Regions from separate parts of the Homo sapiens genome. Here region 2 is linked to region 1. A link is an interaction called in ENCODE POLR2A ChIA-PET data of the cell type or tissue named here. Cell type or tissue: GM12878. All regions are shown on one strand. Links, peaks and the distances in the headings refer to the core of each region. The heading gives the core; the rest is flanking DNA.

Evidence for each region. ChIA-PET counts read pairs that join two places held together with the same protein. Peaks named below come from ENCODE experiments on the same cell type or tissue, not always from the same donor. Only the 100,000 strongest peaks of a DNase experiment are listed, where the experiment ranks them.
Region 2: POLR2A ChIA-PET joins it to region 1 with 6 read pairs; 3 of 35 experiments call an interaction of 5 or more read pairs at or near these places.

Annotation. Positions count from the first base shown.
Region 1 is chr10:103,123,914-103,128,309 of GRCh38, reverse strand. The region is part of intron 4 of NT5C2 (5'-nucleotidase, cytosolic II); the gene reads left to right. It also overlaps the pseudogene RPS15AP29. Among named protein-coding and RNA genes, the nearest start is that of NT5C2, 67 kb to the left of the region's middle. In GM12878, for the core only: no CTCF peak of the experiment used is centred there; DNase peaks (open chromatin) are centred at 2,239 and 2,789; H3K4me3 peaks cover 407 bases; H3K27ac peaks cover 1,643 bases.
Region 2 is chr10:103,052,139-103,056,534 of GRCh38, reverse strand. CNNM2 (cyclin and CBS domain divalent metal cation transport mediator 2) reads right to left here. Exons shown (of 8, transcript NM_017649.5): 3 at 2,069-2,206. Among named protein-coding and RNA genes, the nearest start is that of CNNM2, 140 kb to the right of the region's middle. In GM12878, for the core only: a CTCF peak has its summit at 2,467; DNase peaks (open chromatin) are centred at 2,164 and 2,464; H3K4me3 peaks cover 497 bases.

The sequences.
Region 1 (4,396 bases), core at 263-4,262:
GGATCACTCGCGGTTAGGGGCTGGAGACCGGCCCGGCCAACACAGCGAAACCCCGTCTCCACCAAAACCAGTCAGGCGTGGCGGCGCGTGCCTGCAATGGCAGGCACTCGGCAGGCTGAGGCAGGAGAATCAGGCAGGGAGGTTGCAGTGAGCCGAGATGGCAGCAGTACAGTCCAGCTTCGGCTCCGCATGAGAGGGAGACCGTGGGGAGAGGGAGACAGAGGGAGAGGGAGAGGGAGAGGGAGAGGGAGAGGGAGAGGGAGAGACCGGATCATTTTAAATACAGTTTTTGTTTGTTTGTTTTTGCAGGGGGTGGGTATGGGTACAGTGGTTCACTCCTGTAATCCCAGCACTTTGGGAGGCTGAGGCGGGAGGATAACCTGAGGTCAGGAGTTCCAGACCAGCCTGGCAAAACCCCATCTCTACCAAAAAATATAAAAATTAGCCAGGTGTAGGCCGGGCGCGGTGGCTCACGCCTGTAATCCCAGCACCTTGGGAGGCCGAGGCGGGCGGATCACAAGGTCAGGAGATCGAGACCATCCTGGCCAACACAGTGAAACCCCGTCTCTCTAAACTTCTAATTTTTCAAAAGTTAATGATACGGATTTTGCTAAAGGTGTTACTGGGTACTGTGGGAGAGTTGGTTGTTGGGAGTTTGTTGAGAGTTGAGAGTAGTTTGTTAAAAGAGAAATTGATGGCCTTTCTTGTATTAAAATGTTTCTTATTTTGCTTACAGTTTGGTAATCATTTGGTAATCATTTATTTCCCCAATGAAGTGTGTCACATAGTGTTCAGTAACATAATCCATTCTGATGGGAGCTTCATTATCTTCATCTCATCTAAATGCCAGCCTAATGCCACAAATATTTTTCAGAGAAGATTCCTTTATCACCAATTATCCCCATAATTGAAGCCAGCTGTGTATCGGTTTATTTGCAGGATTTCTATGTAAGACTAACATTTGTATATAGAACAGAACAAAATATGCAAAAATCTTGTTTATTGACAAAAGTAATTTTGCCTGGTTGTCTTGAACCTAAATCAGTATTAATCCTGAATCTACTACCCATAGAATGCCAGTATTTGTATTTAGCTCCTTATGTCTGTATTGTTGTAGATTAACACTTTATTTATCTAATGAGATTATGTACATTAATTATGCTTTAACTACAGTTAACCCTTGAATAATACAGCAGCTAAAGGCACTGGCTCCCATGCAATCGAAAACCTCAACTCTCCCCACTGGCTGAGGCAGGTGGATTGCTTGAAGCCAGGAGTTTGAGACCAGCCTGGGGAACCTAATGAGACCCTGTCTCTATAAAAACTTCTCAGAAATTACCCAGACATGATGGTATGTGTAGTTCCAGCTACTTGGGAGACTGAGATGGGAGGATCACTTGAGCCCAGGAGTTTGAGGTTTCAGTGAGCTGTGGTCATGCCACTGCACTCCCTCCTGGGTGATACATCAAGACCTTGTCTCCAAAAAAATAAAAATAAAAAATCCGCATATAAGTGGACCTGTGCAGTTCAAACCCGCATTATTCAAGTCAGCTGTAGTTTGTCTGTCGAGTACAGATGAGTTTATATATGAAAGTCATGTTTAGAATCTAGATAGTACTGAATCATATGTGTTAGCTTTACCACTGGCCAAGAGTGGACTATGTTTTTTTGTTTGTTTTTTAGTTTTTTAGACGGAGTCTCGCTCTGTCACCCAGGCTGCAGTGCAGTGGCATGATCTCTGCTCACTGCAACCTCCGCCTTCCAGGTTCAAGCGATTCTTCTGCCTCAGCCTCCTGAGTAGCTGGGACTACAGGCATGCACCACCGCGCCCTGTTAATTTTTGTATTTTTTGTAGAGATAGGGTTTCACCATATTGACGAGGCTGGTCTCGAACTCCTGACCTTGTGATCTGCCCACCTTGGCCTCCCAAAGTGCTGGGATTACAGATGTGAGCCACTGCATCCGGCCAACTATGTTTTATATAAAAAATACCTGCCAAGCCTATTTACAATTCCTCTTTCACCCCAAATTACTTTAGCGACGTTCTTTGCACATGATATGTATCAGGATTTGGCCCTTTGCATTTTGACTTCCTCTGCGGGTATGTGTTTTTCTTTTCCCTTTTTTCGAGGCCTCTTTCTCCCTTAATTAGACCTGTCGGGTGCTCTAGTTTCCTAATTTATTAAGTTGCCCTCATGTATATACTTTCTATACCCCAGGTTTTTCATTTGTGGTCCTTATCTGAGCACACAGTCTTTTTTAGCCTTTTTATGGTTAAGTGACCTACACAGATGAGTCAGGCTAACCCCAGGACAAAACAAGCTTAAAAAGATCTTGAAAGCCAATCTAAGATTAGGTCTTTGGACCTGGGACAGAGCAAGAAAGTTGTTTTTAATCAAACTATGCACTCTCCACAAAATGAAGGGACTAATCTATACTATTTCTGAATTTGGTTTCTTTGGTTTTATTTGCATAGACAACTGCTAAAAGTGTTATATTGCTGAATTTGTTGTTACCAACAGTGGACAATGGAGTGAAAATAGAAAACAGAATTGGTAAATTTCAGGCTGTTCAGTGCTTGTTTTTTTTCAAATGGCAAATAGGCATAAACAGACTAGTGATTTCCATTAGTATTGTTACTTAGTTTTATAATACTAAATCCAGAAATCTAGTTCTGAGGCTTCAAATGAGAAATTCTTTTCCGAGTAAATGAGTGACATAAAGTCCTTAACATTATCTCCTCGTGGTTACAGATCAGCATCTGACAGACTGCTAATCTGCAAAATGTGGTTTCTTCAAGAAGCAGAATGCTAGCCAGCAGCTGTTAAGTGAGAGTAATCTGAGTGTAAGAAGTGATTTTTTTTTCTTTCCATCATCTTTCCACGCCACCACAATGGTGCACATGAACGACTTGGCTGATGCCCTCAAGAGCATCAGCAATGTCGAAAAGACAGGCAAACGCCAGGTTCTTACTAGGCTGTGCTCCAAAGTCATTGTCTTTTTTTTTTTTTTTAACTGTGACAATGAAGCATGGTTCCATTGGCGAATTTGAAATCATTGATGATCACAGAGCTGGGAAAATTGTAGTGAACCTCACAGGCAGGCTAAACAGGTGTGGAGGGATGAGTCCCAGATTTGATGTGCAACTCAAAGATCTAGAAAAATGGTAGAGTAATCTGCTTCCATCCTGCCAGTTTGGTTTCATTGTACTAACTATCTCAGCTGACATCATAGACCGTGAAGAAGCAAGACGAAAATGCACAGGAGGGAAAATCGTAGGATTCTTTTTCTAGAGATGTAATACATATTTACAAATAAAATGCCTCATGGAAAACAAAAAGTTATTTTTTAAAAAAAGGGAGAATAATCCTTTTTCTGTTAAATTATATTAAATATATTAATTATATTAAATATAATTACATTAAATTTAATTATTAAATTATATATTAATATTAAATATAAGTCCCATACATTCCAACTTTAGACCTAGTCTTACTTTTATCCTTACTCTAGAGGTTATGTGGTTGGTGGAAAAAAACCTCATGGTGTGGTAGACCTGGGTTGGATCCCAGCTCTGCCTTGTACTAGCTCTTGACCACCAGCATTGTTACTTAACCTATGTCTCAGTTTCTTCATTTAATTTTTTTAAAAGGTGGGGGGAGGGGCGGTGTGGCAGGGATAAACTTTTGGTGTAAGGTTTAATTGCAGTAGTGTACATGAAATGACTAGTGCAGTGACTAGTGCACTCTTTGTCTGACTGGTGATACCAAGGTATTAATATACTGAAACTTGAGCTGAAAGGGAAAAAATCTGAGGAATAAGGAGAAAAATACCAATATTGACCTTATTTACACTTCTATATATTATGGAAAAACCTGGCTTGCTTGGTAGATGGCAGTGGAATATTTAATGCTCTTTTCTGTGTGTTTAAGTATTGCAAATGATCATGAACTTAATAGAAAGTTAAAGCTCTTTTTTGAGCAGCTGAATGACAGGGTATTTTGGCAACAGAGCATGTTTCCATGAGCATGTTTACCAGTGTGCTGAAGGAAATAGATTTTGGACAACAGGTCCTTCTTTAAATTAAAAAAAAAAAAATTCTTTATGACAGAGGTGTCATTATGCTTCTAATAGATGCAAGGAGAGTTACTTGCCTTTTTGAAACAATAAGAAAGGAAGAAATAGTTAATGTTTGCAGTTGCACGAAAGAGTAAATGTGGTAAATTTCATGAAGTTAACACAAAAATTATACATGTAGAATTATTAAATTTCCAGAAGTCTTAACCCCAAGGAAGACTAGAGCAACATAATGGTAGAAAGTGGGGGGATGAGTTGTTAATATTTATTTAAGCCCTTCACAAATATAGAGTGACTCTTGGTTTAGGATTATGAAACT
Region 2 (4,396 bases), core at 257-4,256, 72 kb after region 1:
TTCACTGACAGAAACGAAAATCAACGGCAAGCGGGCTCCTTGAGTGCGGGGGATGCCCCTCAACAAGCCATAACAGCCTGACTGTCGACCAACAGCCAAAGGAAGAAGCCAAGGTCAGGAGCATCAGGTGCGGTTAGTGCCAGCGCACACACACAGGTGCCCCACGTCTCCCTCTCCCACTCAACTACCCCAAGGAATGTGGGGAACAAAGAGGGTCGAGACTGGAAATAAGAGCAGGGCATGTGCACACATCAACATGCTAATTTAAAAAAAAAAAGTAATGTTCAAAAGTATTTACAAAGACAGCAATTTTATTTTAAATAACAAAAACAAAAATTACTGACTGAAGGGTGCTATCCTACAACTGGACTCTATGATATCTCAGAAGCAGAGTAGGAGATTTAGTTTTAGTTTTCTTTTTTTTTAATTTAAATTTTTTTTTTTTTTGAGAAGGAGTCTCACTCTGTCACCCAGGCTGGAGTGCAGTGACGCAATCTCGGCTCACTGCAACCGCCACCTCCCGGGTTCAAGTGATTCTTCTGCCTCAGCCTCCCGAGTAACTGGGATTACAGGCACCCACCACCATGCCTGGCTAATTTTTGTATTTTTAGTGGAGATAGAGTTTCATCATGTTGGCCAGACTGGTCTCAAGCAATCAGCCTGCCTTGGCCCCGCCAAGAGCTGAGATTACAGGCAATGAGCCACCATGCCCGGCCTAGATGTTTAGTTTTAATTTGTGGTACTTAAATGAGGAACAGTATTATCAAAATTAGAAAAAGAATAATAAGTGAAAGACATCGTCTGTTCTTTTATTTTCTAATTATGTATTTATGAAAGCTGTAAGTTCTGTATTAACTTGTGACTTTTTTGTAATAAGATAGTAATTACAGGAATTTTAGAAAATACAGAAAAAGAAAGAAGAAAGAAAAACTTATCTATAAGCCAACCACTCAGATTACCATTCTGAGCAATCAAGTGAGCATTTCTTTCCAGTGCCATGCCCAGGCACGTGTGCTCATGTATACATGTGTGTACACACAAAAACACAACTCTAATCTTAATGTACACATAGTTTTAGATTCTGTTTCTCCCCACTTTGTATTAAGCTATATTTTCTGATGTGATAAATATAATATTGTGAGCATTTCCATGTGTCTGAGAACACGACCTTAAAGAGTTAAACAGCATTCCACCATGTGGTTGCGGCTAGCCTTCTTTTAAACATGGTTTAAGTTTACTGCATGCAGATGAAAGGCACTGGCTGCCTATCAGGGACACCGATGTCTTCTAAAGCCACTGGATGCTTTAGACTTTCTCACACTTCCCCTGGCCACCAGAGCTCAACCCTGGAGAGCATCTGGGGATGGGAGAAGGGTTGGTCAGTATCTTAAGTCCATTCAACCTTGACCTCTCTGGAGCAGTCAGTGCCGGCTGGGTTGGTGGTTTAAACAACATGAACACTTGCCTCCTGAAATGGACTCGAGTTAATCTGATCTGAGGAGGCCATCAAGAAATCCATATCAAAGTTCTTAGAATTTGATTTCATTAAAATCATAAAAGATAAAGATTTAATTGTGAAAACCTAGTTTTCTTCTTTGCAAATCACAGCCCCTGTGTTACCACTGATGTCCAACTGTGCTTCCAGGACAAGCTGAAGAGAGATTGGACTCAATTGTCCATCAAACAAGCTGGTGCCAGGCTGGCACCATCAGCCTGCTCCGCCAGCTGGCTCTCCCACGGACCTAGCTGGAAGGAGATGGCCTGGCCTACTGTACACATGCAGTGTGGCACTAACATTCATCCTTACCTTTCAGACCAATTTTAAGTTACTGGTCCACCCCTGGTAAATGTCTCAGAGGGTTCATGCCGACACTGAACATAGGAGAGGAGAGAATTTAAAAAGAAAAAAACAAAACAAAACAAAAAAACAAAAAAAACAAAACACAAAAGTGGCATTACTTATCACCCCATTTCCCAGTGTCCACCCCCAACCCACCCCAGTCAGTGGTGGGTGAGAAACACGCTTCAGGGTTGGTAGAGATCTCAAACTGTGATAAGCTGCACTTGCCTGTTGCTAGGAAACGGTGCATGGCCAGGAGGAGCTGTGGTGATATTTTAACCTTCATCTCACTGTCTGTCTGCTTAAAGGCAGAAAAATCTTGCTTTCGTTCCCGGTGAGCCACTTTCTTTTTCGTTCTGTTGTCAGCTAAGGGAGGAATTAAAAGAGAGAAAAAAAAAGAAATGCATCCCATGAGATGAGGGCTCTTTTTGAATGAAAAAGACAAAATATATTGGAAGAGCTGGACTGTATTTCCAGATGCAGGCGCTCTATGCACAGATGCCACGGGGAAGGAGGGAGGGAGAGCCAGATCCTCATCAAATCAGCACGGCGGCCTGGGCACCACGCAGTCCGCAGCGAGTGACCGCAGGCAGCCTGATTAGTGAATGTACTTCAGGAAGGTCTGTAGAGGGCCCTTGTGAGCACAGCATCAGGCAAATGCTGACAGAGCCTCTCACAAGACCCACAGAAGCACACAGCAACAGGGCGCGCAGCCTGGAGTGCACAGTCCACTGTTGCTCAATGTCACCATCCTCCAGCAAAGGACCACCACTGTGTACACACAAGGGAGGAGTGTCCCTGCCTGTAAGAGGCCCCTTCCCTCTGCTGAAAGACAACACACAAACAAAACCCCCTTAAGAAACAAACATGAATGCTTTCGCAGAGCAGTGTTTTAATAATATGTTTGCTTCACTGCTACTCCAGACCATGAGATCCTCAAGGTCAAGCAGATACGAATGGGATCCGGACAGAGGTCTGCGAACTTCCTCCGAAAAGGGCCAGAGAGTCAATATTTTAGGCTATGTGGGTCTACATAGTCTCCACACTGCTGTTTAGAAAAATGAAGGAGCATGGCTGTTTTCCAATCAAACTTTCTTTATGAACACTGCAATTTGAATTGCATATAATTTTTGCATGTCACAAAGTAATTGTTCTTCTTTTGGTTTCTTTTCTTTTCTTAAGACAGGCTCTTGCTCTATTGCCCAGGCTGGAGTACAGCAGCACAATCGCAGCTCACTGCAGCCTCAACTCCAAGGCTCAAGTGATCCTCTCACCTCTGCCTCCCAAGTAGCTGGGACTGCAGGTGTGTGCCACCACGCCCAGCTAATTTTAAAATTTTTTTTGTAGAGACAGAGTCTCACTATGTTACCCAGGCTGGTATTGAACTCCTGGGCTCAAGCAATCCTCCTGCCTCAGCCTCCCAAAGTGCTGGGATTACAGACATGAGCCACCATGCTTAGCCATTTTGCAACAATTTTAAGATGTGAAAAGACACTCTTAGCTTGCAGGTCACCAGAAGCAGAGTGCAGGCACCCATGGGCTTTGGTTTACCAGTTCCTGACCTGGAAGGTAACTCCTGCAAAACCATCTTTCAAGTATTTTTCTAGACAAATTAATGATCAAGAAAAAACGAGCTTAAAGACAAGACCCCAATTGCTTGCTCCTTCCCAAGGACTGAGTCACTGCATTATTGTTTCTTGCATAAAGCAAAACAGATTGATTACTAGGCTTTTCCTGAGAAGGCGACTGCAACTTCCACTTTCTGTCTGTCTCAATTCTTTTGAGAACCAGACAGTAGAAATCAATACAGAATTTAAAAATAATTTTCTAATGGCAACAGCTGTCACTCCCAATCTCTATCCAGATCAAGAATATACCTGAAATCGGCCAGGCACGGTGACGCCTATAATCCCAGCACTTTGGAAGGCCAAGGCAGGTGGATCACTTGAGGTCAGGAGTTCGAGACCAGCCTGAACAACATGGTGAAACCTTGTCTCTACTAAAAATACAAAAATTAGCCAGGTGTGATGGCGGGTGCCTGTAATCCCAGCTACTCAGGAGGCTGAGGCAGGAGACTCCCTTGAACCCAGGAGGCGGAGGTTGCAGTGAGGTGAGATTGCACCACTGCACTCCAGCCTGGGCAATAGAGCAAGACTTAGTCTAAAAAAAAAAAAAAGAAAAAAACCTGAAACCACAAGTCCAGCATCTTGAGCCAGTAACATCAGGCAACACTTCTGTATGAGATCAGTCCAATCAAGGCTTAAGAGAAGTTAAACTAACATTTGTATAAAACTGAAGTGCAAACATAGGATCTCCTAAATGGTAAATCGCCTTCCTAATGGTAAGTACTACCCCTGGGCAAACAGAAATACAGACACACTCGGTTTGGGTTTTTTTTTTTTTGTTTTTTTTTTTGAGACGGATTCTCACTCTGTCGCCAGGCTGGAGTGCAGTGGTGCGATCTCTGCTCACTGCAACCTCTGCCTCCTGGGTTCAAGTGATTCTCCTGCCTCAGCCTCCCGAGCAGCTGGGACTACAGGCGCACGCCACCACACC